Regions from separate parts of the Homo sapiens genome. Here regions 2, 3, 4 and 5 are each linked to region 1. A link is an interaction called in ENCODE POLR2A ChIA-PET data of the cell type or tissue named here. Cell type or tissue: MCF 10A. All regions are shown on one strand. Each heading gives the region's core, and the rest is flanking DNA. Links, peaks and the distances in the headings are about the cores only.

Region 1 (4,000 bases), core at 1-4,000:
TTCCCATGTTCCAATCTTGCAGAAGCCGGGAAAATTGGAGATGATGGTGCTATTTTGTAAGGGATACGGAAGTGGGCAAGTCTAAGGACTTGTTTATACACATAGACCAGGGAGACTGAACTTAGTACTGGGTAAAAAAAATAAAGGTCATCATGGAACAGATTTGCAAACAATGAAGTAAACAGAATAGCAGAGATTTGGCTTTGTAAAAAGAAAAAAAAGCGATTGTGCCAGACCACTTCAGCGCCTCTAGTTGCTGAATTGCAGGACTGGTAGTTGAACCAAAAGCAATAAACATAATGCATCTTGGCTGTGGTCAGATATTTTGATTTAGTCAAATATGAAGCCCTCACCACTAAAATTGGAAAATATGGTTTGCAGTACAGATACAGTACTAGCTGAAAAGTGATATCTGAATTGTCCTGGCATGACGTGGAGAGCAGAGGAAAAAGAGAAGTGTACCACACTGGGAATATCACTTTTGTTGTTGTAGTTGTTGTTGCTTGCTTGTTGCTTTTAATTTTTTTAGGTTTCAGATTCAGTAGGTACATGTTCAGTATTGTTACATGAATATATTGTATAATGGTGAGGTTTGGGTTTCTAGTGTACCTGTCACCCAAACAGTGAACATTGTACCCAATAGGTATTTTTTAACCCGCATCCCCTCCTACCTTCCTCATTTTTGGAGTCCTCAGTGTCCATTATTTCCATCTTTATGTCCATGTGTATCCTTTTGGGGTTTTTGTGGTTTTTTTTCGTATGTTTAGTAGAGACTGGATTTCTCCATGTTGGCCAGGCATGTCTTGAGCTCCTGCCTGCCTCGGCCTCCCAAAGTGCTGGGATTACAGGCATGAGCCACTGTGCCCGACCACATGTGTCTTCACTACTTATCTCCCACATATAAGTGAGGACACATGATACTTGATTTTCTTTTTCTGAGTTGTTTCACTTAGGATAATGGCCTTCAGCTCAATCCATGTTGCTGCAAAGGACATGATTTCAGGGAATAGCATTTTGAATTTTGGGTGATGATCCTATGGTGTGTTTGAAGCATTAAAACGTTTGTATGGGTAGAACATGGGGTGAGAAATGTGTGTGGGTGGGGGTGGAGGGGTAGGGGGAATTAGAGATAGATAAGGCCATAATACAGAGGGCCTCATAAAGTCCTCAATAAACCATGTTAAAGAGCAAGACTGTATCCTTGAATTCCCAGAAGCAGCTGGTGTAATCGTCCAGGCTGTCTTCCACCTAGCCCAAAGTTTTTTCAACTCTATCACTTGCTGCCTCTCCCTACCATTAAATGAGTAAGCAATATACTGAGAAATTAATAAAACTATGTTAAATAGACCACTTTTGAGCTCCATTTTAATGCTTGGAGAAGAGTCGGTAAGCATTGTAATTGATTCAGAAAAGAACCACAATGTTGGAAACTAGAAAAAGGTAAACATTTGCATGGCTGAGTTAAGAGAACAGAGACATAAGAAACTGTTATTACAGGACTAGGATAGACTCATATACCAGTTACTAAGCAGGTTCTTGGGCAAGTCCTTTCTGTACATTTATTTTCTTATTTATAAAATAGGGATGATAATTCAAGTCAATTATCTGTTATCTACAATTCTGAAGTTCCAAGAGCTCTGAAAATCAGAAGTTGGTTCAGTTTTATTTTGATTTCTTAAGTTTGTGGCACACTCATTTGATGGTGAAACCCAGGTTTCGTAGTCATTTATCAGTTAGTGTGAATATTTATGAATTCTGCAGAAATAATGTTTGATCTTATGGTGCTACCCTAAATTCTGCTGGATACATTCATATGTTATGCAAACTACTATTTTTCTAAAATCTAAACAATTCTGGATTCTGAAAATTCTGGCCCCTGTGGTTTCAGATAAGAGACAGTATGCTTGTAATACCTTCCTCTTAGGGTTGTATCAGGATAAAATTTCTTAAGGCAGAACTCAGTAAACGATGAAGCTATTATTATTTATCATTAATTAAGCTTAAAAATTAGATTCCCACCCCCATCCCCGAGAATGAACAAGAATTAGCACTTGACGATCCTTAATTTTATTCTTAATGCTTTTATACTGTACTCTCTCGAGCTTGATTTATAGTATATCAGTTATTAAAATGGAATGTTTTCCTTAAGAAACTTCTACGCTGAACACTTAACCTTCATTTCTGCAATCTTTACATACTTGGAAGGATACCTTATTTGCCTTTAGGTATTAGTTGACAGACTTATTTTTCAGTCATCTTTCCTAAGGGTCATCTTACGAAATTCATGGTTAGATTATGCGTTATATACCTCCTAACGAAAACACGAATGGATATGCTTATTTTCTTCAAGTTCTCAATAAAAGGAAGTTCTTAACATGTCATAAAACAAGTTCTGTGTAAGTCTTTAGTTAAAAGCACTAGAGCAAAAATACCCATCTAGATTTCATTCAGTGTTTCCCAAGTAGAATTTTATTTTTGTGGTTGAAGTTTGGCATGTTTCCTATTTCTTCAAGCTATATAAAACCCTTTTGCTGCGTCTAATCCATGGCCTGCGGACATGGAGGACTGATTTTGCAATACTTTTCTAGCATTGGGAAACTTCTAACTAAAAATTTTGTGTGCTGGAATACTTGGAAGAAAAGGAAAGGTCATTTAAACAAATACTATATTTTAAAATGAAGAAATAAAGCAACATTTTAAATGTGTGATTTTTGTTAAGATACTTGCCATTAGTGAGAGTTAGGGTGGGACATATCAGTAACGAATCCGATTGCCACTATGGCTCTGCCCCCCCACCATCTTTCCTCTGGGAGGATGTTGGGGCCAACTTACGATTGCAACCTGTGTGTGTGTTTATCCTTTGTTTGGATACATGTTACTAGGTGCCCCACTCTTGGCCAGCAATTCCAGTGCCTGGGTGGTTTGCCTGAGCAAAGTGCCTGAGTGGCTAGGAATGTAGAGATAGGGCTTTGACCCAGAGCACAGGGATGATAAGGTTTACTATAGTGTAAGGATTAGAATGAAGGTTCTCTTCTGCTTCAGAAGTGGGAAGAGGAAGCAACACAGGATGGGATCTCTATCTGGTTCTAGGTCTCAGGCTTTCTCCAGCCCGTTTTGCCAACTTACAAGCAACTAACCACCACTAAACTTCCTCTCCCTGGAGAAGGAAAAATTTCACTCACTTGTGAGTGAGAAGATCTGCATCCAGATCCTTTCTGTGCCATGATTAGCTGTGCTACATCAGGCCCGGTGTTTTCAGGAGTTTAGGACCAAACAGCCCCTTTCAGCTCTTGCATTCTCCTAGTCTTTGACATCAGAAGGAAAGTGCAGGCGTTCAAGGGAGTTCTTGTTTTACAGTTTCAAGCGATCTGACGTCAGGCGAAATCTCTTCACTCTCTAACAGATATTCCATCTTAAAAAAAATCCCATGAACCCTAATTCCTGTGAGTGTCTCTAAAGTATATTAAAGACTGGATTAATTGTAATCTAGGCAGAAATCTGTCTTTGTGGTTGTTGTTTAATATCACTCAGTACATGCCAATACTCTTCTTTCACTTAGCTTCTGGTAATCTATGAAGCTACTCGTGGTTTCATTCATTTAAACCCCTCTGAGCCTCAGCTTCTTCATGCTAAAGGAAAATAACAGGAAATAATGGCATAAATGTGTTTTGATAAACATAAAACCTTTTGTAAACATGGGGTTTTATTTATGATAGCACAAAATATTAATATAACTTCCTCTAATAACATTGACATACGTCACATCTATAGTAGCCAGTAGTAAACAGGCAGCATGCAGCTCTAAAAAGTGGACAGATTTTCATTGTTCTGATTTGGAATGTAACAATATCTCCTGTTGGTTCTCTCCTTCCTTTCTCCACTGGCCCCAACTCTAAGCAGTATTCCACTGAACTGAAGAAACTCTACTGCCAAATTGCAAAGACATGCCCCATCCAGATCAAGGTGATGACCCCACCTCCTCAGGGAGCTGTTATCCGCG
Region 2 (6,828 bases), core at 1,133-5,132, 370 kb before region 1:
ACTTAAGTTGTAAAGGAAGCAAACTCTAAAGACAATATCTAAGTTTGCACAAGAAATTGAAAATATAATAATGATAAAACCATAATTAAGTAGTTGGAAGAAAATAATACAAATTTGAAAATAGTGACATAGAAAACAAACAATAGGAAAAAGCCAATGAAAGCATGAGCTCTTCAAAAGAGTTAATAAAATTGATCACCCTGTAGCACTACTGATCAATAGAAGGAAAAGTCACAGATTATAAATATAAAGATAAAATAGAGTACAATACGGAGGATGATAAAAGTATAAGAGGAGAATATAGTGAAAAACTTTAGTTCAGTAAGTGTAACAGGTTAGATGAAATGCAGAAATTCCAGTTAAAAAGACTGACAATAGAAGGTGTTGGTGAAGATTTGGAATAAGTGGAATTGTTTTATATGTTTTGCTGGTGAGAATGCACAATGGTATAGCCACTTTTAAGATACACCATGGTAGTATCTTACGAAGTGAACACTCATTCCCCTGGGTGTTAAGAGTGTTGTCAGCTAACTGCTCTCAGCTCAGTTCCTCTCCTGGGACTGCCTGGGGGCTAAAGAGAGCAGCCTCACCACCCTCCCTCCTCTTTCTTAGAATAAAGACACATGCACACATATGTTTATTGCGGCACTGTTTACAATAGCAAAGACTTGGAACCAACCCAAATGCCTATCAATGATAGACTGAATAAAGAAAATGTGGCACATATACACCATGGAATACTATCGTTCATGTCCTTTGCAGGGACATGGATGAAGCTGGACACCATCATTTTCAGCAAACTATCACAAGAACAGAAAACCAAACACCACATGTTCTCACTCATAAGTGGGAGTTAAACAATGAGACACATGGACACAGGGAGGGCCTGTTGGTGGGTGGAGAACTAGGGGAGGGATAGCATTAGGAGAAATACCTAATGTAGATGATGGGTTGACGGGTGCAGCACACCACCATGGCACATGTATACCTATGTAACAAGCCTGCACGTTCTGCACATGTACCTCAGAACTTAAAGTATAATGATTTTTTAAAAAAGTGAATGTAAAGATGTAAACCCTTAAAAAAACAAACAAACAAACAAACAAACAACAACAAAAAAGAAAGAGACCTCATCAAATGACTTCAAAGTCGAGGTATAAGTGTTTAGCCCGCTCACACTAATTTAGGACACCTCTGAAGTATCAACAAGTTCCAAGCCTTCTGTAAGATTGACTGAAGCCTTTGTTATGGCTACATTGCATTTTACCCCTCTTCTGCGCAATCAGGTTTTCTTTGCTCCCCCACAGGGGCTGTTCCCAGAAAAACTTCCCATTTGGCTTTCTTTTATAAATCTTCATCTCATTGAAAAACACATCTCCACTTAAAAAAATTCTATCTCAGACTATTTTGTTGGGAACTTCAATTTTGAAAGTGGCTCAAACTTGTTTATTTACACTACTCCTGCTTAGTTGATCTCTCGTAGGAAACTAGTATGCCCAAAGTCTGTATATGTTCCTCCACTCTGCCCCATTACAATTGTAGCCTCACATATGGTTACAGTTCTCTTACATGCGGCACTTAATTCTTTTTTTTTTAACTTTTATTTTAGGTTTGGGTGTATATGTGCAGGTTTGACAAATATAGGTACACATGTGTCACGGGGTTGTTGTACATATTATGTCATCACCCAGGTATTAAGCCAAGTACCCAACAGTCATCTGTCCTGATCTTCTACCTCCTCCCACCCTCCACCCTCAAGTAGACTTCAATGTCTATTGTTTCCTTCTTTGTGTTCATAAGACACCAAAAGCAATCACAACAAAAGCAAAAGTTGACAAGTGGGATCTAATTAATGACTAAATCCATTGACTGTCTATTCACATGTTTATTAGACTTGTAGATATTATCTTCTTGAAGTGCCTATTCTAATATTTTACCCATTTTTCTATAAGATGTTCTGTCTTTTTCTTATTTAGCTGCAAGAGTTCTTTACATATCTTGGACACAAGTCCTTTGTCAAATTATTTAATTGTAATATTTTATCTCACTTGTGAGTTGCCACCTCATTCTCCTGGTGGTAGCTTTTGGTGAAGAAATGTTCTTAACTTTCACAGTCTAAATTGATACAACTACTTTGGAAAAGTCAAACATATGTATACTTCTAGGAATATATTCAAGTAAAATGCATCCATAGAATGTTTATAGCTGGACTACTGGTAATAGTAAAAATCTTAAAAACTAAAAATTCTATCATCAATAGGCTGTATAAATAAATTGTGGTATAGTCCCACAGTGAAGTATTATGCATCAATGAGAAAGAATATTCTAATATTACACTTAAAAATGTAGATGAATCTCACAAACAAGCTGTGGAGCAGAAGAAGCTACAGAAAAGGGCATATTTATTATTCAACTCAATTATGAACAAAAACAGGCAATATTGACCTATGCTGTTGGATGTCAGGATACTGGTCATCCTTGGGTTATGGGGCTAGTGACTGGAGGGGGCCCAAGGAGGCTTCAGGAAACTGAATCTGGCAATACTTTGCCCATTCTGGCAATACTCTGTTTCTTGATTTGGATGCTGGATGTTCATTTTATTATAATAATTGAGTATTGTTATGTGTTGTATCTATCAGTATGCATGCATTATACTACAATAATACATGTAAAAAACATGCTTCCAAACACCGGATTTCATTTGAGCCTCATAACAACCTTTGAAGCTGCTGATGCAGGGGACATTATCATCCTTTTAAAGACTAAAAATATGAAGCTTTGAAAATTCAATTCAATCTAACAGTTTTTTTTAAGACACCTAATATATACCAAGAAAAGAGAGCACACCAGGTAATAATATGTAAATGGCCCTGACACTTCAAAAAATGAAATAATTTACTCCTTGAGCACATAGCTAAAAGGATGGTAGCACTTTGGAGACAGAAGGGATCTGAGACATGACCACCACTATCATTTTCTAGATGAGGGTGAGGCCGAGAGCTTGGGCTTTGCAGGGACAATGATTCAGGCTGGATTTCTAGTTTAAACACTTGATCACTGAGTGACTCTAGACAAGTTACCTAGCCTCTCTGTGTCTCTGTTCCATCATCTGAAATATAGTGTTAAAATATCTACCTCAAAGCATGGCACAAAGGGTAAATTTTAAGAGTCTTGGAGCATACCCTAGCACTCCATCCAACAACTAGTAGTTACCATATAAATTCATATCCCTTCCCTTCGGGTGATTCAGGGTGAATGACTCAAGGTCCAGCACCCTCTTGCGCATGCCTTTCTGATTTTCTATGTACAAACATGATGTAAAGTGTTAGGTACACTGGAGGTGTGAGGGACACGCTGCACAAGCCCTGTCCGCTTTCCAGGGAATCTGCCTGTGGAGTTCCTGTGTTTCATAACCCATGGGTCTGGAGATCCTCTGGCCCAGCAGGGTAGCAGAAGCTCTCCCCGGTGTTGACGGCATGGCTGTGAGAGCACAGATGAGTAATCCTTTCTGGGAGGAAAGCAGATACAACAGCCTGGAAAGCACACATTCAGGGAGGCTGAGTAGGGCAATGAGCTTAGATGAGCAAGGACCACCATCCTGGGTATGTGATGCAAAGCCTCAGGAATGTGTCCGAATTCAATCCAGCGGTCGTCCTTATGCTCTGCAGCCCTCTGAGCCCTGGCAGCTGTCCTTGTGACTGAGGCATGACACTCAGACCTTTGCTGACACTGTCCTTCCTTCTTGTCTTTCACCCACGGCTGATCCTGTTTTCCACATACACACTCATGGCACGTAAGTCTATGGAACTGCTTGGGGGGAAATCTTCTCCTCCAGGATCCTCGTCTCAGGACTGCAATCTCCCACTTGTTCAGGAGATTGATAGGAACGCTTAATCAGGGAAGCACTGCCTGCTTCTCTGCAGGGGTCCTTCCCTGCACCAGCCATTTTCCCATACTTTAAAGGAGGGCTAGATGCTTCAGAACATATTCTCCACTAATGAGAAAGCTCTTTATATCTTATAAAGCACATCCATATTCAGCACTTAATTTGTTCCTCAAGATGACCCTCTGGAGGAGGCAAGAAATGATATTATTTTCTTTTCACTGATTAGGAAAATGACGTTCACAGTGGTCTGCATTGTCCAAGGCTATGTGACAAAGTAAGTGGCTGTCAAAATAACTCAAGCTTACTGAAAATGAGCATGTTGCCTTTCACTATGCTGGTTCCCTACTCCACAGGTGACTTCTATGGCTACTACTACTTAGCAATCTCTTCTTCCCTAATTAGCAAAAAGAACTCTTTTCTGTACTTACTCTATTCTATGAAATTGAAGAGAGGGAGTACACAAGTCAAATGAACAATCTGACATAGCTTTGAGAATCAGTTTCAGTGTCATCTCTGGGAAGCTACATCTAGTATCCTCAACCCAAAACTCCCCCTCTGCTTTTTGTTTCCGTAGCATCCTGTGTATACATTTACATTGTATGTAAATAATCTATTTGTGCATTTGTCCTTTTCCCTTAGATGTAAGGCCATTGAGTTCAAGGACCATGTCTTACTCATTCTTGTATTTTCTGGTACCTGAACATGGTAAACACAAGTGTTTGATCGAATGGCTGATTGAATAAGCAATGCAGTCAACAGTATTAAGAGTAAAGTGGTATCTAAAGGCAATGCACATTGATTGTCATTTTACTGAGGAGAACTCTGATCTTACAGAGTGAAGAGGACATATTTAAGGTCAGAAAAAATAAGACCCAGGAGCAGAATTACTCAAGTTCTCTGTCCTTCCAAATTACCCTGTTCTGTAACCTGTAAACATAATAAAGCATGTCCCAAACTACATTGCTGCAGGAGATCTACTCCTCCAGAAGTACTTCCGAACATTTCTTGGAAATGTTTACAGGTTCTGATTATCCAGACTATGAGTAAAGTCTGCTTTTTGGTCCACCTTCTGTGGTTCCATGGCCACTTTGATCAGCTACTTGTTCTCTCCCCTTAGGGATTCCTCTAATCATGGACGTGGCCCTTCTGCCATTCCCCAAATGTTGAACACAAGGTTCAAAAACATTTACCAAGTACAAGAAGATAGCAAAAGAAAATTGGAAAGCCAGAATGGGAAAACTGAATATTGGATATTAGACAACAATGCTTCCTGGAGCCCACCTGCAAATCACATCAGGAGAGGGTTAGGGCTGCCTGTGTCTCTCTGCGGCTCCTGCCTTCCCACACTGTTAGTGCCTGCTCTTCAGAGGCACACCTGTCAGATCTTTTCCCTGAGGATTAGCCTGATACCCCCAACTCTGATCTTCAGTACTGCAAGCAGAGACCTAAAAGAAACTTTTAATATAGAAAGGGAAAATCTTAGGAAGGTGGATTTCACTCCCCACTTGCATGACTCATTAAGCAAAATCTGTCAAGGCAGGTCTGGGGACTTTGCATTGACATTTCTTCACCAGTATTGGCTCCCCAAAGGTCAAAGAGTAGGTGCTTACCTGTGCATAGCCAGAACATTCCAAAGAGTGAACTCGCCCAGAAGTGAGAGTGGTATGCCTCAAAGAAAAATTCTTACTTCCTTATTTAACTACAGGGAAAAAAAAAATCACAGTAAGCTTAGAACATACCCATTTTGTTCCAGTTTCAGTAAATCAAATATTCAAATATTCAGCCTTAGAGCAGTTTTTTCAAAACTTGGGGACTACCTGACTAAGTACAGATAGCCAATGGCAAATATTTGTCATCTGTGTGTATTATTAATAATAATTAATATTTATTGAGTGAGTACTATATGCCAGTGACGGTGCTTAGCACTTTACATGCATTCTCTTCTTTAATCCTCAGAAAAGTTTATGGAAAGGCACAATGACGCATTCAGGGTGTGGTTTAGGGTGCGGCTGGCTTGGCACCCAAATCCTACCATTTATTTTTCCTCTTCTCTGGAGTTCCCAGCCAAAAAGCATATTCACCAAAGAATCAGCAGCCATATGGGTAAGTAAGTGCTGATGTTTTTAATGTCTCTTATGAAATAGGATTAGAGAAGAATGCTGAAGTTTAGGAGAGTGAAGTCTTTGTAGGAGAAGCAGACCTGGTGCTACCCCCGCCTCAGCCTTCAGCTTGACTAGAGGCTGGAACAAATCACAGTGTTGTCTGCTTCCTAAAGTGGAACCAATAATGGGGGAAAGGGTCTTGAAATGTGACTTTAAGATATTGCCACTATGCCCAGTGAACTCAGGTTCTGGCTAATAGATGAACCTAGGAAGGATCCAGTGAGGTAGGATGGACAGAGGAGTATGACATAAGGAAGGAAGTGAAGTGAAGTTGTTGCTCCCTATGGGTCAAAGAAAATTAGTGAATACAGAGGCACACAAGCATTGCCTTTTCCATTTTACAAGGGAGATAATAAAAGCCTAATGAAGTTAAATACTTTTCCCACTGTCACAAGGCTAGAAACTGGTCTTCAAAGGCAAGCTCTCAGGCTTCAAATACTTAACTCTTAACAGTTGCCTAATAACACCACCTCTAATCCTTCACTCTTGCTATACCCTAATATACAGAAATTCAACTTTTTCAACATTCTCCCCCATTATTTTAAGAAAACTCCAAAGGATATCTCTCATTTGTGTTCATGAACTTGGCTTGCCTTCATCACATCACGCCTGTCACTGCTTTGCTTTTCTGCTCCAGCGGGTTTTGGGGTCTTATTACTGGTGAAGCTGCTAAAATATTCCTTTCAGCAGTCTCTGGAGACCTATTGGGCTACACCTCACGCCTCCAGGGATCCAAGGAGTCTCAGAATCTGGAGTCGTCTTGTACTGCATTCATGCTGG
Region 3 (4,000 bases), core at 1-4,000, 66 kb before region 1:
ATTGCCTAGAAGTATGAAAATGCATCTCTCTGCATTGCACATTGGCTGCCTGTTTTGCAGAAATATCTATCAGTTCTCTTGGATCTTTGGAAGGATACGCATGGATTGTTTCTAAAGTCTCATACAACCTGTGTATTTTCTGCCCAGTGCTCTTTTTAATAGCTATGGTCCCTGCCATAGACAAATTGGGAACTACTGGTCTTGGTTTGTCTTTATTTATGCCTGCTATTCTAGCATAATTACTAATAGCACACCTTTTCACTTTCAAAACTGTCCCATTTAGAAGATAAATTATATAGTCACTCTGTAAAGACCCCATTCTTTATTTCATTCTCTTCCACACACTAACACTCCACCCCAAAATGAAAAAGTAGTATAAATTTGGCTGTAAGCCAGACACAATGATTTTGAAGTACCAGCCACAAATCATTTTGATTATTTCCCCCACTAAAGGAAACACTTCCTTCCAACCCAACAGTTACTGAAAACTTATAATAGTCACTGTTATATGCACTGTGAGGAAAGAAGAAATTAGTAATTCACAGCTTCTAGCCTCCGTGAATTCATAATCTGAGGGAGTTATGAGGGGTTCGTAAATGACTCCAGTATAAAACAGAATTGGTAAAAGATATCCCAAGTTTTGAAAGAGTGAAATCGAGTTCAAACTGTTTATGATAAAGGTAATATTTTATATGGTTTGAGAACTGAAATTCAGATGTGGCGTGAGGGGAGGAAAGACATTCTATGTAGAGGGGATAAAATTTATAAAAATACAAGGGAGGACTGTGCCAGACAACGTGAAGGAACATAGTATATTGATTTAAAAAGAAAATGTGTTGGTTTAAACACTGATATGTATTTACTATTTATGTCAAAATGGAACGCTTTTGTAGAAATAGCAACAAAAGTTAATTGGAATATTGATCTCACTAAGAGCGGAAACCTATATGTGTTTTAAAAGTGTGACCAGTGTTCAGAATTCGAGATTCAAAACTTCACATACTCTAGGGATGATGAGTGACATCTTGCAGGAAGGAAAAGAAAATTAGCCCGAATGATTCCTTAGGCTGAAAAGTTGAGGATTACCTTTTCCCGTTCCTTAGACTTCTACAGAGCCAGATATGGTGTCCTATCATTTATAGGGACTTAGTAATGACATTTTAAAACTTATCAAAGCTAGGAACAAAATTCAAACTGACTCTCTGTGTTTATTATGAGTTAATTTTATTTATTAAATAGTCGTCTTAGAAATAGGACCAGAAGTCTTTTCTCTGGTCACTGCTCTAAATGCAAATAGTAATCCTGAAGCTGAATATAAGACATTTATTCAGAATGAGAATCCCAGCTGGGAAATAAATAACAGAGCAGAGGGAAATATGAATATCCCATTTAAAAGCCAACCCCACCAAATAAAAAATTTAAGATATTATCTTTGCCATAAAATTTTTAAATTTGACTTTGGGACAAGGATACATGTGTAAGATGTAATATGTAAAGATAAATATTGGGAGAAGACATGTCTTTTCCCACATCAATATCCTCCCTTTCCACAGCCTCCTTCATCACTTCCATCTCACCCAAGAAGACCACGTGGGCAATTGAAGAGATAATAACAGGGCAGGGGAGGGTAGGCCATGGTGGGAGGAAGGAGTGAACCAGTGACTTGATTTAAAGCCAAAGGGAGTGGATAAGAGAACTGGGCTTCAAGATAAATAAGGAGACATCTAAGCTAGTACTCATTTCTTTCTCTTTTTTTTACCAACCTAATCCTCCACTTTCAAAAAGTAGATTTTGAAAGCATCAAATGTTAACATATGATTGTCCTACAGACATTAGGGGAAACAGTGAGGTTCCACTAAATACAACCTCCTTAAAAGAAATAAGTAGTTCAATGAAGTGTCTGTAAAATCTTTTCAAAAGTCTTACTTTATACTTCCCCACAGTTGATTTCCTTAGTTGGTCTGAGAATATAGCACCTATACTATTCAAAAACTATTCTTTTCCATTTTCTGCAAAAAAAATTATAAATTTCTTATTTCTAAGTTGATTGATTGCATGTTTGATATGGACTAACTTTATTCTGATTTTGAAGTTGTTCAAGCTTCTTTTTCAAAGACAAAGTACAAATGGATCATTGTATGGATTCGAGCTGAGATGGCTTCACCAGATAATGTTCACCTGTCAATTTAAAATTCAGTCACTGGGGTTAAGATAGAGCACATGTTGGTTCTAGGTGAGGGAATAACTGGCAAGAATAAAACATTTTTGGAATGTTAGTGAATGTGTGTGTAACGTAAATTGATATTTCATGCAAAACTTGTAATCTGAATTGCATCTTGTCTGTATTTCTTAAATGGCAAAAAGATTTCCTTATAAAAGCTGAAAGAGGGAATTTTGAGTCAAGCTGTGGTGTGTTGCCAGAGGCGGAAATTTATGAAACACTCTTGTCAGCTATGCTGGAAACACTACAAAAGAAATAGTTCTACTTTCTTATTGGTGCTAAAGCCACTAATAGGTGCAGTTTAGTATAATACCCCTATGAGAATTACCACCCCCGAAGTGAGCTTGCCTTGGAAGGAACTCTGTACAGGCATTTTCTTTTTCCTTTTAAGCTTGCGCAAAACACCCAAAGGGGCCATTTCCCACCCAGCCAGTGATCTTTCTCAAGTTTATTCTTTCTCAGATCACAGAGACAATGGGGAATATGCCCTGTTTACTCAAATCAGTCTGGATTAGTGTCACTCTATTGATGGAGTCAGAATTAAAAGGAAAACCATTACCCTCTCAAAGGGCAACATCAGATGTTTGGGGAATGGCGTGATTACTTTTAAATAGACCGTGTGAGACTCTGTCACCAGACTGAGGTTGAGGACTCCACAAGACACACTTGAAGAGAAACAGTAACACTGGGTGAGGCAGGAAGCTCTTCATAAGCCTTAGGCCTGGGAAATTATTTCAACAGACAATCCCAAAATGCTTGAAAGGCTGAAAATCAGAATGGTGAGACTTCAGAGAAGAGGGCTTTTCTGCCTTCTTTCTTTGCTCCAACACCTCACCCCCATATATTTATCTCCAGGTCAAATCCTTTCCAGTCATTAAGCCCTGCTGGGGAGAAACTTAACCCTGAAAAAGCTCTCAGATTCCCCCATTCAGGATAACACTTCCATCCTCTGAACTCTTTTACTCTGTTTCTTCCTCATTGCTCTCTGTGTACACCAGATCCTTCCTCCCTATCCTTTGACTGAAGACCCTGGGAGGGTAGAGGATGTGTTATGCTTATCTCTGTATCCCCTACAGGGCCACTCAGTAATGTTCCCTGAATGTGATGAGGACATGCATCTGTTGCTGTTGCTTGAAGGGATATCTTCACCTAGGAATATATGGTGTATTGTATATACTTAAAAGGCTGTTTGTAATTGACTTGTGCACAAAAATAAATAAAGCGAGCCGACATATTATACAAGCCTCTTCTATCTATATGTTCTGCAGGTAAACCAAATTGTGTCATTTTCCTTCACATCTTGCAGGTCATTTGTTTTTGCTGTTTGTTTGTTTTAATAAGCCCAATATTATTTCCATTATCTTTTAAATAGCAAGAAAGTTTTTGAAAGACAGGGCAGATGATTTGTTTGGTATCAAGTAATTAGTGTAAAGTATGTGCTGCTTTCACATAATTGATTACTCACAAGGACAGAGAATGTGTTTGATTAAAAAAAAGTCTTAGATTTTTATCTTGCTTTGCAGGCCCTTTTTAAAAGTGTTTACCTGTGTCTGCACTGTTCCCTTGATTCAGTTTATCCCCTGCAGTTCTCTCTGTCCTCACCAGAGATGGGGGAAGTTTGATCTGGGTGAATAAGCTTGATGATTTGCAAACGCTCTCTCCTTTTAATTCTCTATAGTGTTATCACTAAAGGATGTCTGAGAAACCTCAAAGCAATTTTTCTCTTAAACGTGGTATTCCAACTTTTGGTTTTGCTCATATCTTTTATAATAGGACAAA
Region 4 (6,828 bases), core at 1,315-5,314, 270 kb before region 1:
CTCTAGAAGGAAGAGTTCCCACAGGTGAGGGAAGACCAGGTGAAACTGTTCCTGTAAGGACAAGGCAGACCTAGCTGCTCTTTGCCCTCTCTGATCTAGAGTGAAATCTCACCTCCTCTTCCCCAGACTCACACTGAAAGGAAGCGTTAAGACTTTCCCAAGGGCAGAAACCAAGAAGGATCCACTTAAACAACAACATAGAACACAAAAATCTTGAGTTTCAAAATAAAGACAGAGCAATTTTGAGTCTTAGTTTCTCTCCAGCTAGTGAAGTGACTTTGGGCAAGTCACTGAATCCTTAGTCTCCATTTTCTCAGCTGTAAGAGAGAGTAATATCTTCCACAAGATGTTGTTGTGAGGATCAAATTAGATCAGATATGTAAACACACACTCTTTAAAGTGTTCCTAATGAAAAAAAAATGCTCTTTCCTTCTTACTTAGCCAATCTTTTTTCCTATTTTAGTGTTTATAAATACTGAATGAGGACTGGATCAAGGGAAGAAAGGCAGTAGCGACAACCAAGTCACAAAAATCGAGAGCTTCCCCTAAGAAGTGTTTGAATTGCCTTTCCTTTGGGGCAAAGGAAAGAATGGATAAAATTATTAACTCATGAAACTCCCTCTGTACCAGGCATTTAGCATACATTATCTCATTTGATCTTCCCTCAAACCCCTTTTAATTGGCATACATACCCATTATTATTTTACAAATGAGGAAACTGAGGCTCAAAGAAGGTAAGTCATTTTCTCAGGATCACACAGTTAGCAAGTGGAGAAGTTATGATTCCTAACCAACCCCAAGCATGTTTCAATATGCTGTCACAAGCAACTCAGAGTTCCTTTGAGATGACAAGGCAAACTTATAATGCGATGTTCCAAGATATTGCCAAGGAGTGGAAAGTGGGGTCCAATTTGGGATCATATGGTAGTTTTATTTTTAATGTTTTTGAGGAACCTCCATACTGCTTTCCATAGTGGCTGTACTAATTTATATTCCCACCAACAGTGTATTCCTTAATTAATTTATTTTAATTATTTATGCTTCCGGGTAATATTTTAAGTTTGAAAATCAATGATCTAAGTACATATCCCTGCCTTTTGTAGAAGAAAAGCCAAGCCCAGGGAGGAAAAGAAATTGCTTAAAGTTACAAAACTGTTTAGCCTAGAGCACAAACTAAAAGTTGTGTCTCTAGTCTAGGGTCATTCTCCTAGTTAGATGAGACTTGTCTTAAGACTACAGCAAATCCAAGTCTCAAGGTGTTATCTTGTTCTGAAGTAAAGTTTTATATTTTAAGGACCTACTGAGCCGGAATGTTAATCAGATGCCTAAATTTCCCCTAAAGCAGGATCCGTAGCAATGGACCTAGCCTCAATTTCTCTACTATTTGAGCTGACCTATCGTATTGTTAGATAGTTCTGTTTAGAAAGCGCTTCCTTATATTGAACCTTATTTTGCCTTCCTGAAATTTTCTCCCCCTTTATTACCTCTAATTCGTCCTTTCCAGAAGAATCATTCAAGTTTTTCCATGAGCTCTTTCTGATCCAAGATGAATATTTACAAAAGCCTTCATTCCTCTTTGTAAAGGTATAGTTTTGTTACTTCTCCAACCTAGTCAAATTACTCCAAAAATGTTCCAGGATGTTTGCTTTTCTTGAAAGCCATGGCAGCTAGAACTGTACCCTTGGTATGGTTTCTTGGTTTGGAACACGATACTCCTCTGTTTGGAAACACCCTGTCATGAACGTAGCCTACATTTGTACTATTCATTTCAAATAGCCACACTACTTGACGACGACAACAACAACAACAAAAGTCCTATGTCTTTAACTTGTGCCTCTGCTAATCACATCACCCTTACTTTGTGCTTTTTCACTTCTATGTATGGTCCTAATGCAGAGCAGTTTAGTTTTCCCTTTTCAGTTTTGCAATATTTGATGTGGTTCGCTTTCCAATCTAGAAAATGATCCTTTGCACCCTCAGTGTGTCATCCTCTGTGTCAACCTCTGTGTATCTCTGAGATTATTTTTAGTAACTTTACCAATTTATCTCTCTCTTCTCTTTCTAGTCATTAGTAAGCAGCAAAACTTTCATTTTAGATAATTAGCAACACAGGGAGAGGAGATAGGCATAAAATAGTGGATGTGAAATTGAGCTTTCCTCCTGCCAAAATAGAGCTCTCACCAACTGCTTTTTTGTTCTTGCTGCTTTGATGAATCGACTGATTCATTAACTTATTTAAGATATGAGGAATTGAACCTTTCACTTTTTTCCTGCTACCTAATTTTCACTTCATCTGCATTAATAATAATAACTGCGTTGTGACCACCTGGAAATAATTGTACATCCAAATAATTGTCATCTCCTCTCTAGCCAATTTTGTAATTCAAGTTCCTTCTCTGGGAGAATTCAAGGAACTTCATTTCAGAGACTGTGCTGTCTTTAAATATTTTAAGGAATATCAAGGGTAAGAGGAATTAACATGAGGCCCCAAGAGGGAGAATTAAACATTTCATTGGGTAGAAATTGTAGTGAGTCATATTTTACTTTAATGTAGAGAGAAGAACTCTGTTAGAATCAATGCCATTTGGAAATAGAACTGGCCATCTTGTGAGGAAATGAGTTCCCTATCAAAGACAATGTTCAGGCAAAAGTTAGATATTACTTCAAGGGGCTGTGGAAGACTGCATCAGACAGAACATTTGATAACCTTTCTTATAAGATCCTCATCAGTCTGAGATTTCAGTACTCTGTAAAGACAGAACAACTGGAGAGGGTAAGAGAGAATACCTTTAAATATTTTAGCACCAGGGAAACATGCCTTTCTACCTTTTTAAGTTTCTTATATTTGTGGTAGTAAAATTCTAAGCTCAGAGTCTGTGCCTGATAAATTCTCTCTGAAGAGTTACAGGCAAAATGCCCAGTTTTGCCTTACAAGCCATGTAAATCCAGTAATAGGAAATTATGTACATTGAATTCCCCTTCCACCTTCCAAATGCCTAGGGCTGGTAAAAGGGCAGTAGAAACTAAGTGGGAGGAAGCTGGGTTTTACAACTTAAGATACGTTAGGTTGGTTGGTTGGATTTTTAGTAGTTTGAAGCTACTAATTTTTTTTCACACTCAGTATGTGTCCAGAGTTAACAAGAGAGATATTCTTATCACTGAAACTCAAGAAAAAAGGCTGATGAAGGCTGCATTTGGATACATGATTCCATGATTGCAGAAGAAAAAAGAACACTGTGAATCACGTCCTGACTCTTGAAACTTCTATCCAGATTCTGGGAAGATAGTAGTGGTGTCATGCCACTTGGTTTTGTAATTCTCTGCCTTTTTCCCTAAGGGGTTATTACTAAGCACCCTAGTGATAATTCCTTTTATATTTCAAGAGAAATATTTTCAAAAAAATTTCTTCTGTGACTCAGCATGATAAAACAACATCAGCCGGCACTATGCATTTTCAGTTCTCCCGAATCTTGGAATTGAGAGAGAAACAGCTAATTCTCTCCATAGGTTTTCGGTTATGAATTCTGTATCCAAGAAAGCTAGATCTGGAAAGATCCTTAGAGATCATCGATCCTCTCATTTTGTAAATGTGGAAACAAGGTCAGCAAAAAGGACTGGCAGTTCAATAGCATGTGGTGATTCAGCAATACAGCCTTCAATGACATAGATCATACAATGCTCTTTTTCAGTGATCTTTCTAAACCATGTGTTATCCCTTCCCAGAACTATTGGCAGGTGTGGTTTTATAATGTGCACTGCCTGGTATATAAATATGTATTACCTCAGAATTAGCTGAAATCAATCAGGCAAGTCACCAGTATGAAAAGCTATCCACAAGACCTCTTTTTATTTTGATAGGGTGGGGATTAGAAGCTAAAGAACAGAAGGACATCAGACACTTGAGTGGAAGGAGATATAGCCATTAATGTTGAAAAGAGATCAGAAAAAAGAAAGCCAAGAGGAGAGAACAAGTTGAACAGGAATATAGTATCAGTTCTATTGATTGTGGGTGCCAGTGGCAGCTATGCACAATGGTATCTGCCAAGTGCAGACATGCGGCTTCACTGGAATACTGACACAGAGCAGAGTGACACATGGTAGCATGCTTTGCAAGTTTATGAGTTATTGTCAATGCTTCCAACTTGATTATAAGGGACCTTTGTTCCAAAGGTTGTGTTAATTGAGGTATCACTGTAATGTTACACATGGCTTATATAAGATGTTGATAAAATTAGAAAGTAGGGTACTGAGATGTCTGGTTCCTCACCCACCTAGCCCTCCAAATCCCGCAGGTGGGCTCATTGAACTCTCTCTGGAGGTGAACACTATCGTAAAGTCTGCATCCAAAATCCATTCACTTTTTCATTTATTCATACATTCGTTTTCATTCAACAAACACAAGGATACCTGTGTTAGCAAGCCAGTTGCATCCACTAACACATAAAAGTCTTACAACAGCATGCAATAAGTTTGACCAGACCTCTTATATATGATCTTTTTATTAGCAATATTGAGGCCAGTCTATCAACAAACATGTTTCTAGATTTATCAGGTTAGTGTTTTTATATATATATATGTATCTAAAACACATTTCCATGATGCCTAAATGCCTTCATATATTGTTGTTAAAATTAAATGCATAACAAAATAAATATGCATTTCAAATGATTATATTTTATTGATTTTGCAAAGCTATAAGAATGAAAATACGACTCAAGGAAAACATAGCAGAGAGGAAAGTAACATCAGCAATATGGTGGTATAAGAGTCTCCAGCATATATCCTTTCAAAGAAAAATGAATTTAAAAACCATCCAGTCATAAAAATAACTTCACAACAGATAAGGACTCCAGATGAGAGATTGCGGTGCCTAGGTGGAGCACAGAAATGATAAAAGATACATTGAAGAGGTTATAAAGGACAGTTTCACACTACCCATGTCAGCCTCCTGCAAGCTCCTGGAGTGCACTGTGGAGAGAGATACCTTCAAGGTAGAGGAAGGAGAGTAAAGTCAACATTTGGTTTTGCCATGGACATACTCCATTAACTCTAGTGCCAGACTGGCTCCTGCAAACCGCAGCTCCAGGCCCGCCCTAGTGCCAGGCCATCCTCACTGGAACAAAGCACCAGCCAAGCCCTTGTGAACCCAGAAACCAGGTTTGCCTGCCAACTGACCCAGGATTCAGGTCAGCCCACCTGAGGACTGAAACAGCATGTCTACCCACAGACCCAACGAGCTGCTCACACAAAATTAAGCCAGCTGACTGGTAAAGGGCTTTCCTTACCAAAATCAGTCTGTAAAGATTAGAAGAGGTGCTTACTTCTTAAAATACACAGACACCAATGAAAGATATCCAAAAAAATCTAGAGAAAGGAATCAAAGCAAACCACTACAAAAAAAAAAAAGATCATCAACACACACCAAAAAAAGAAAAAAGAGAACTACTGAGTATATAGAAAATGATTAACCAAATGACAATAGTAATTCCTTCCTGTCAATAATACTTTAAACATAAATGGGTTTAATTCTCCAATCAAAGACATGGAATGGCAAACGTGACTAAAAAAAGAGAGAGAGAGAGAGAGATATCAAAATGTATGCTTCCTACAAGAGACTCACTTTAGCTTTAAAGACACACATAGGTTGAAAGTGAAGAGATGGGAAAAGATATGCCACATAAATGGTAACTACAAGAGAGCAGGGGTGACTATACTTACACAGACTTTAAGTCAAAAACTGTCACAAGAGGCAAAGAAGGTCATTATATAATGATAAAAGAATCAGTTCATCATGAGGATATAACAATTGTAAATATGCATGAACCCAATATTGGGGTACCTAAATATACTGAGCAAATATTACAGAAATGAAGAGAAAAGTAAACAGCAACAGAGTAATAGTAGAGGACTTATATAACCCCACTTTAAACAATGGATATGTCATCCAGACCGAAAACCAAAAATGATACAGCAGAATTAAACAACACTGTGACCAAATGAACCTGATAGACATATGCATAACACTTCAGCTAACAGCAGCAAAACATACATTTTTTCAAGAACATATGAAGCATTCTTCAGAATTCTTTATATATTAGCCCACAAAATAAGTCTTGACAAATTTGAGAAGATTAAAATCATCTCAAATACCTTTTCCCTACCACAATGGTATGAAACCCAAAGAAATACTAGGAAAAAAACAGAAAAAAGTCACAAATATGTAGAAATTGGGCATCCTATTCTTGAACAACCAATGGGGAAAAGGGAAATCAAAATATATCTTGAGACAAATGAAAGAAAAAAATATACCAAAATTCACTGGCTACAGCAAAAATATTTCTAAGTAAGAAGTTTATAGCAATAAATGCCTACTTGAAGAAAGAAGAAAAATCTCAAATCAACAACCCAATTTTACACTTCAAGGATCTAGGAAAAGGAGAACAAAGAAAGCCCAAACATAGTAGAAGGAAAGAAATAACACAAATAAAAGCAGAAATAACAGCAGAGACTAAGAAAACCCTATAGAAGAGATCAATGAAAGTAAGAGTTAGTTTTGCAAAGATAAACAAAATTGACAAACATTTACCCAGACTAAGAAAAAATGAGAGGGCTCAAATAAAATTATAAATGAAAAAGAGGACATTACAATTGATATGACAGAAATACAAAGGATCACTAAAGACTTTTATGAACCATCATATGCCAACAAATTGGGCAACCTAGAAAAAAATGGATAAGTTTCTAAAAATACACAACTTAACAATACTAAGTTATGAAGAAATAGGAAATCTGAATAGGCCAACAATGAGTAAAGAGATTTAATCAGTA
Region 5 (4,000 bases), core at 1-4,000, 83 kb before region 1:
CAGAAGACAGTTCCCAAAATTCTAGGGTCTTTTAAATGTCCTTTCAATTCACATGAAAGGCTTCCGTTTGCAATCCAAGGAATTGAAATATCAAGTCATAGGAAATAAGAGGCCTATACCTTTTCTTCAGGGAAGTTAAATCATAAACCTTTCTGGAAGCTTAAAGCTGAAGTATATTTCTCATATTTACTTCAAGTATGAGAAAGATACAGATAATTCAAGTCCACCACAGTCTTATTCCAACATGTCTTTCCTACTCTATCTTCCATCTCATGTCATTCCAGGCTCACCTAACTCACCCTGTTATTTTTTTATGTTTATTTTTATTTTATTTTGAGACAGAGTCTTGCTCTGTCATCTAGACTGGAGAGCAATGGCACGATCTCGGCTCACTCCAATCTCCGCCTCCCAGGTTCAAGCAATTTTCCTGCCTCAGCCTCCTGAGTAGCTGGGATTACAGGCACCCGCCACCATGCTCAGCTAATTTTTGTATTTTTAGTAGAGATGGGATTTCACCATGTTGGTCAGGCTGGTCTCAAACTCCTGACCTCAGGTGATCCACCCGCCTCCGTCTCCCAAAATGCTGGGATTACAGGTGTGAGCCACCATGCCTGGCCTCACCCTGTTATTCTGAATGCATAATTTCATGTCTCTGTCTTTTGTCCTATGCTGTTTCTTAATTAGATTCCTAAATGTCGATTTCCTCTTCCTCTTCTATTTCCTTTTTACCTTAAGGATTCAACTCCTTATCTCTTCATGAAGAATTAATCACTCCTTTCTCTCTGTTCCCATAGAACTATGTCTGTAACTTTACACTTACTTAGTCTTCACTTTAGTTACTATTTCACATGTATTTCACCCGACTTTGTAAACATATTTTTTTTTTTTCTTTTAAGTGTATGTCTCCTATACTAGATGAGGAAGTCTTTGGACAGATGCTGAGTCTTCTTCTTCTTCTTCTTCTTCTTTTTTTTTTTTTTTTTTTTTTTTTTTTGAGTCAGAGTCTTACTCTGTCACCCAGGCTGGAGTACAGTGGCTGGATCTCAGCTCACTGCAACTTCCGTCTTCCGGGTTCAAGTGATTCTGGTGCGTCAGCCTCCTGAGTCGCTGGGATTACAGGCATGCGCCATCACATCTGGCTAATTTCTGTATTTCCAGTAGAGGCAGGGTTTCACCATGCTGGTGAACTCCAGCCATGGCTGGTCTCGAACTCCTGGCCTCAAGTGATCTGCCTGCCTTGGCCTCCCAAAGTGCTGGGATTACAGGCATGAGCCACTGCGCCTGGCCGAGTCTTATTCTTCTTTAGGTCTTATTGCAGGATAATGTACAATAAAGCATTCAGTTAGTGTTTGAAAGGAAATGTGTTTGTCTACAGGTGTATGTGGGAGAAATAAAATGGCCTCTAACTGATGGCCTCTAACACACTTCTAGTATTAACATACACTGAATGGGTCTATAGTTTGATGTATCAATAAAATCAAATCAACTAATTTTTAATCAGCTATTATTTACTTTAGCCTTCATTTTTTATTGTCTTGATTCCCTGTAAGAGGATGAAAAACTCAAATGTGACAATCTTTCCTATTATGTGAACCAGTAAACATTTTTGACCTTTTCCATTCTAGAGTCATAATGGAATCGAAAGTAGAACTTGTCTGATGGGTGAGGATTGTGCATGAGTTTTAATTTGCTTAAGTAGTCTTCTAGCTATTGATCATGACCAAGAACTTATTATTGTTGCTAAATAGGAATTGTAAGAATGTGGATATTTTGAGGAATGAGTTAGGAGAAAAGAAGCTGAATATATCTTTTAAAGAGATGCTTAGACTGAAGTATCAGTTCCCTTTTTTGTCCACAATCTTATAGATCTGGTCACACCACTTACGTTGTTATCAACTCGGCCCTTTAACTTTGTAGCTTAAATCCCTTACCCCATAGAGAAACTATCACAAAACCTCGTGAATCAAAGAAATACTTAAAGAAGAGAATGTAAGTAAATGATTAAGATCGGTATAATATTACCATTTCATTCACTTAGCAACCAAGTTACAAATAATTCCTTAGCTTTATTTTTTATTTTGCTGAAGCCAGCTTTCCCATAGCTCGTGTGTGTGTGTGTCTTTATATGACTTATAATGAAGCCTGACTTTGCTATGCATTTCTTTTTGTGATTTAAATACAACACTCATACTGAATCCGTTTGAAGAAATGATTTCATCATTATCAGGAGGCTACAGTCTATAGTTTCCCTTTACTTTTAAGCAACATATATATTAACACTAAAGTAGCTTTCAATCTTTGCTGGAAATTACCTATATTTTTAAAATGCATCACTCCTCGAGTATTTTTTAATCCCTTTGTGACATTATTACAAAATCGTCTAGTTCATGATCAATGCAGATAATGTTTTCTTACAAAATCAAACCAGCAGCCTCCATAGGCCAGAAGATCTGGCTTAACCACCCGGGTCACAGAGGCACACCTACTTGGTTGCACCACTTTTTAATCAACTTGTGAATCAGGCTTGGGAAGGTGGAGTTAAGTTAGTTCATTGTGTCTGTAACAGTAGGAAGCTCAGAAGACCAACATGTAGGGAAAAAAGCTGCAAAGAAAATCCATGGGAGCCATTTGTGTCCACAGGACCTCTCAATTTCCCTTGCAGAGCATGCAAATAAAAAAGGTGATTTGCTCTGATATGGAATTCCTGCACAATGTTCAGGCATGCGTGCAAGACAGTAATCTCTTCTGTGACAGAGTAACCTGTGTAGCACAGGGGAGCATGAAGTTTGGAGCCAGCAAACCTGAGTTCCAAGCTCCAGCCTTAAGTATAGTTTATTGTATGAACTTGAGTATGACGTTTAACCCCTCTAGAGCCTCATTTCCTTATCTGAGAATCAAGGACAATAAGACGCTGCCAACTTCACAGACTTATTATATGGATCAAACCAGAACAGACATCTCCCAAGCAGAATGTGAATGCTTACTCTGCATACTTTCCAAGCTGCAGGAAATATAGAACTAAATTGGGCATCGCCCTTGCTCTCAAGCTTCTATTTCAGTGTGGGATTCATGAAAACATAACTAAAAGGCAATAAGATCAGATCAACAGTAATATAGGTATCCCAAGAATTGAGTAAAATGTTAACGGAGAGAGCAACTGACTGCCTAGAAAAGACAAGAAATTACAAAAAAAAGCAAGAAGACAGATCCTAGCAAGCACAAGCTAAGTACATAGAAGACACTCAACCAGTGTGGAGTAAAATGGAAGTAGCAGTTATGTGGGTGTTAAAGAATGTGTTTGAGTTTGCCTGTTGGAGATAACAGAGGAACTAGGGTCTACAGAGCTGCCAAATTGTGAAATATAAGAGATGTATGCTTTGTAAGCTGCAATGCAGGATACATATCCTTAAGCTCTTATTACCCAGCCCCAAATCACTGTACCCTTCTTTGCCCACCAATAAGACTTTTCCAAAAGAAGTACTCAAGTTAGATCATCCTAGACAGAAATGTAGAATACTTTAAAGCTAGAACTGATCATTAGGTTCTTATCAAAATATTTTCTTGCACTCTTGAAGTTGGATTTGGTTTTTCACTTTGGAAAACAGTTTCCTCCATAGATTACTTATAGGCCCCTATTTCCTAATTCTATGTACACTTCACTCTCTCCTGTACTCAGGGTCACTGGGACAAAAATGACACAAGGAAGGCACTTGTTTTTATGTCTTTATTATTGTTTTGGACCAAGATCTCCTACACCCCACACTTAGAGTGAGTGGAAATTGTTTTCAGAGACAGGTGCTTTTTCTCCCATGGCTTAGTGTCACAGAAGGAAGATGACACCAGCCTGGTGACATTTGTGCCTGGGAGAGCTGCCAGTCCATGCTGCTTCCCCAGTTTTAAGAAACACTATGGTTTGTCATACCTAAATTACTTCCACCTCTCTGCTGGCGGTGACAGTGATGTCAGTTATCCTGGGTCCAGCTAAGGTTTCAGTCTGTGT

Evidence for each region. Peaks named below come from ENCODE experiments on the same cell type or tissue, not always from the same donor. Only the 100,000 strongest peaks of a DNase experiment are listed, where the experiment ranks them.
Region 2: POLR2A ChIA-PET joins it to region 1 with 5 read pairs; 1 of 35 experiments calls an interaction of 5 or more read pairs at or near these places.
Region 3: POLR2A ChIA-PET joins it to region 1 with 6 read pairs; 2 of 35 experiments call an interaction of 5 or more read pairs at or near these places.
Region 4: POLR2A ChIA-PET joins it to region 1 with 6 read pairs; 1 of 35 experiments calls an interaction of 5 or more read pairs at or near these places.
Region 5: POLR2A ChIA-PET joins it to region 1 with 5 read pairs; 3 of 35 experiments call an interaction of 5 or more read pairs at or near these places.

The regions. Positions count from the first base shown.
Region 1 is chr3:189,860,332-189,864,331 of GRCh38, forward strand. It overlaps TP63 (tumor protein p63), which reads left to right. Exons shown (of 14, transcript NM_003722.5): 5 at 3,901-4,000. Among named protein-coding and RNA genes, the nearest start is that of MIR944, 32 kb to the left of the region's middle. In MCF 10A, for the core only: no CTCF peak of the experiment used is centred there; DNase peaks (open chromatin) are centred at 2,500 and 2,870.
Region 2 is chr3:189,485,056-189,491,883 of GRCh38, forward strand. No RefSeq gene overlaps it. Among named protein-coding and RNA genes, the nearest start is that of TP63, 140 kb to the right of the region's middle. In MCF 10A, for the core only: no CTCF peak of the experiment used is centred there; a DNase peak (open chromatin) is centred at 3,396.
Region 3 is chr3:189,794,795-189,798,794 of GRCh38, forward strand. All of the region lies in intron 3 of TP63 (tumor protein p63), which reads left to right. Among named protein-coding and RNA genes, the nearest start is that of MIR944, 33 kb to the right of the region's middle. In MCF 10A, for the core only: no CTCF peak of the experiment used is centred there; no DNase peak of the experiment used is centred there.
Region 4 is chr3:189,585,320-189,592,147 of GRCh38, forward strand. No RefSeq gene overlaps it. Among named protein-coding and RNA genes, the nearest start is that of TP63, 43 kb to the right of the region's middle. RefSeq lists an enhancer at 1,629-1,768. In MCF 10A, for the core only: no CTCF peak of the experiment used is centred there; DNase peaks (open chromatin) are centred at 2,972 and 3,302.
Region 5 is chr3:189,776,880-189,780,879 of GRCh38, forward strand. The region is part of intron 3 of TP63 (tumor protein p63); the gene reads left to right. Among named protein-coding and RNA genes, the nearest start is that of MIR944, 51 kb to the right of the region's middle. In MCF 10A, for the core only: no CTCF peak of the experiment used is centred there; no DNase peak of the experiment used is centred there.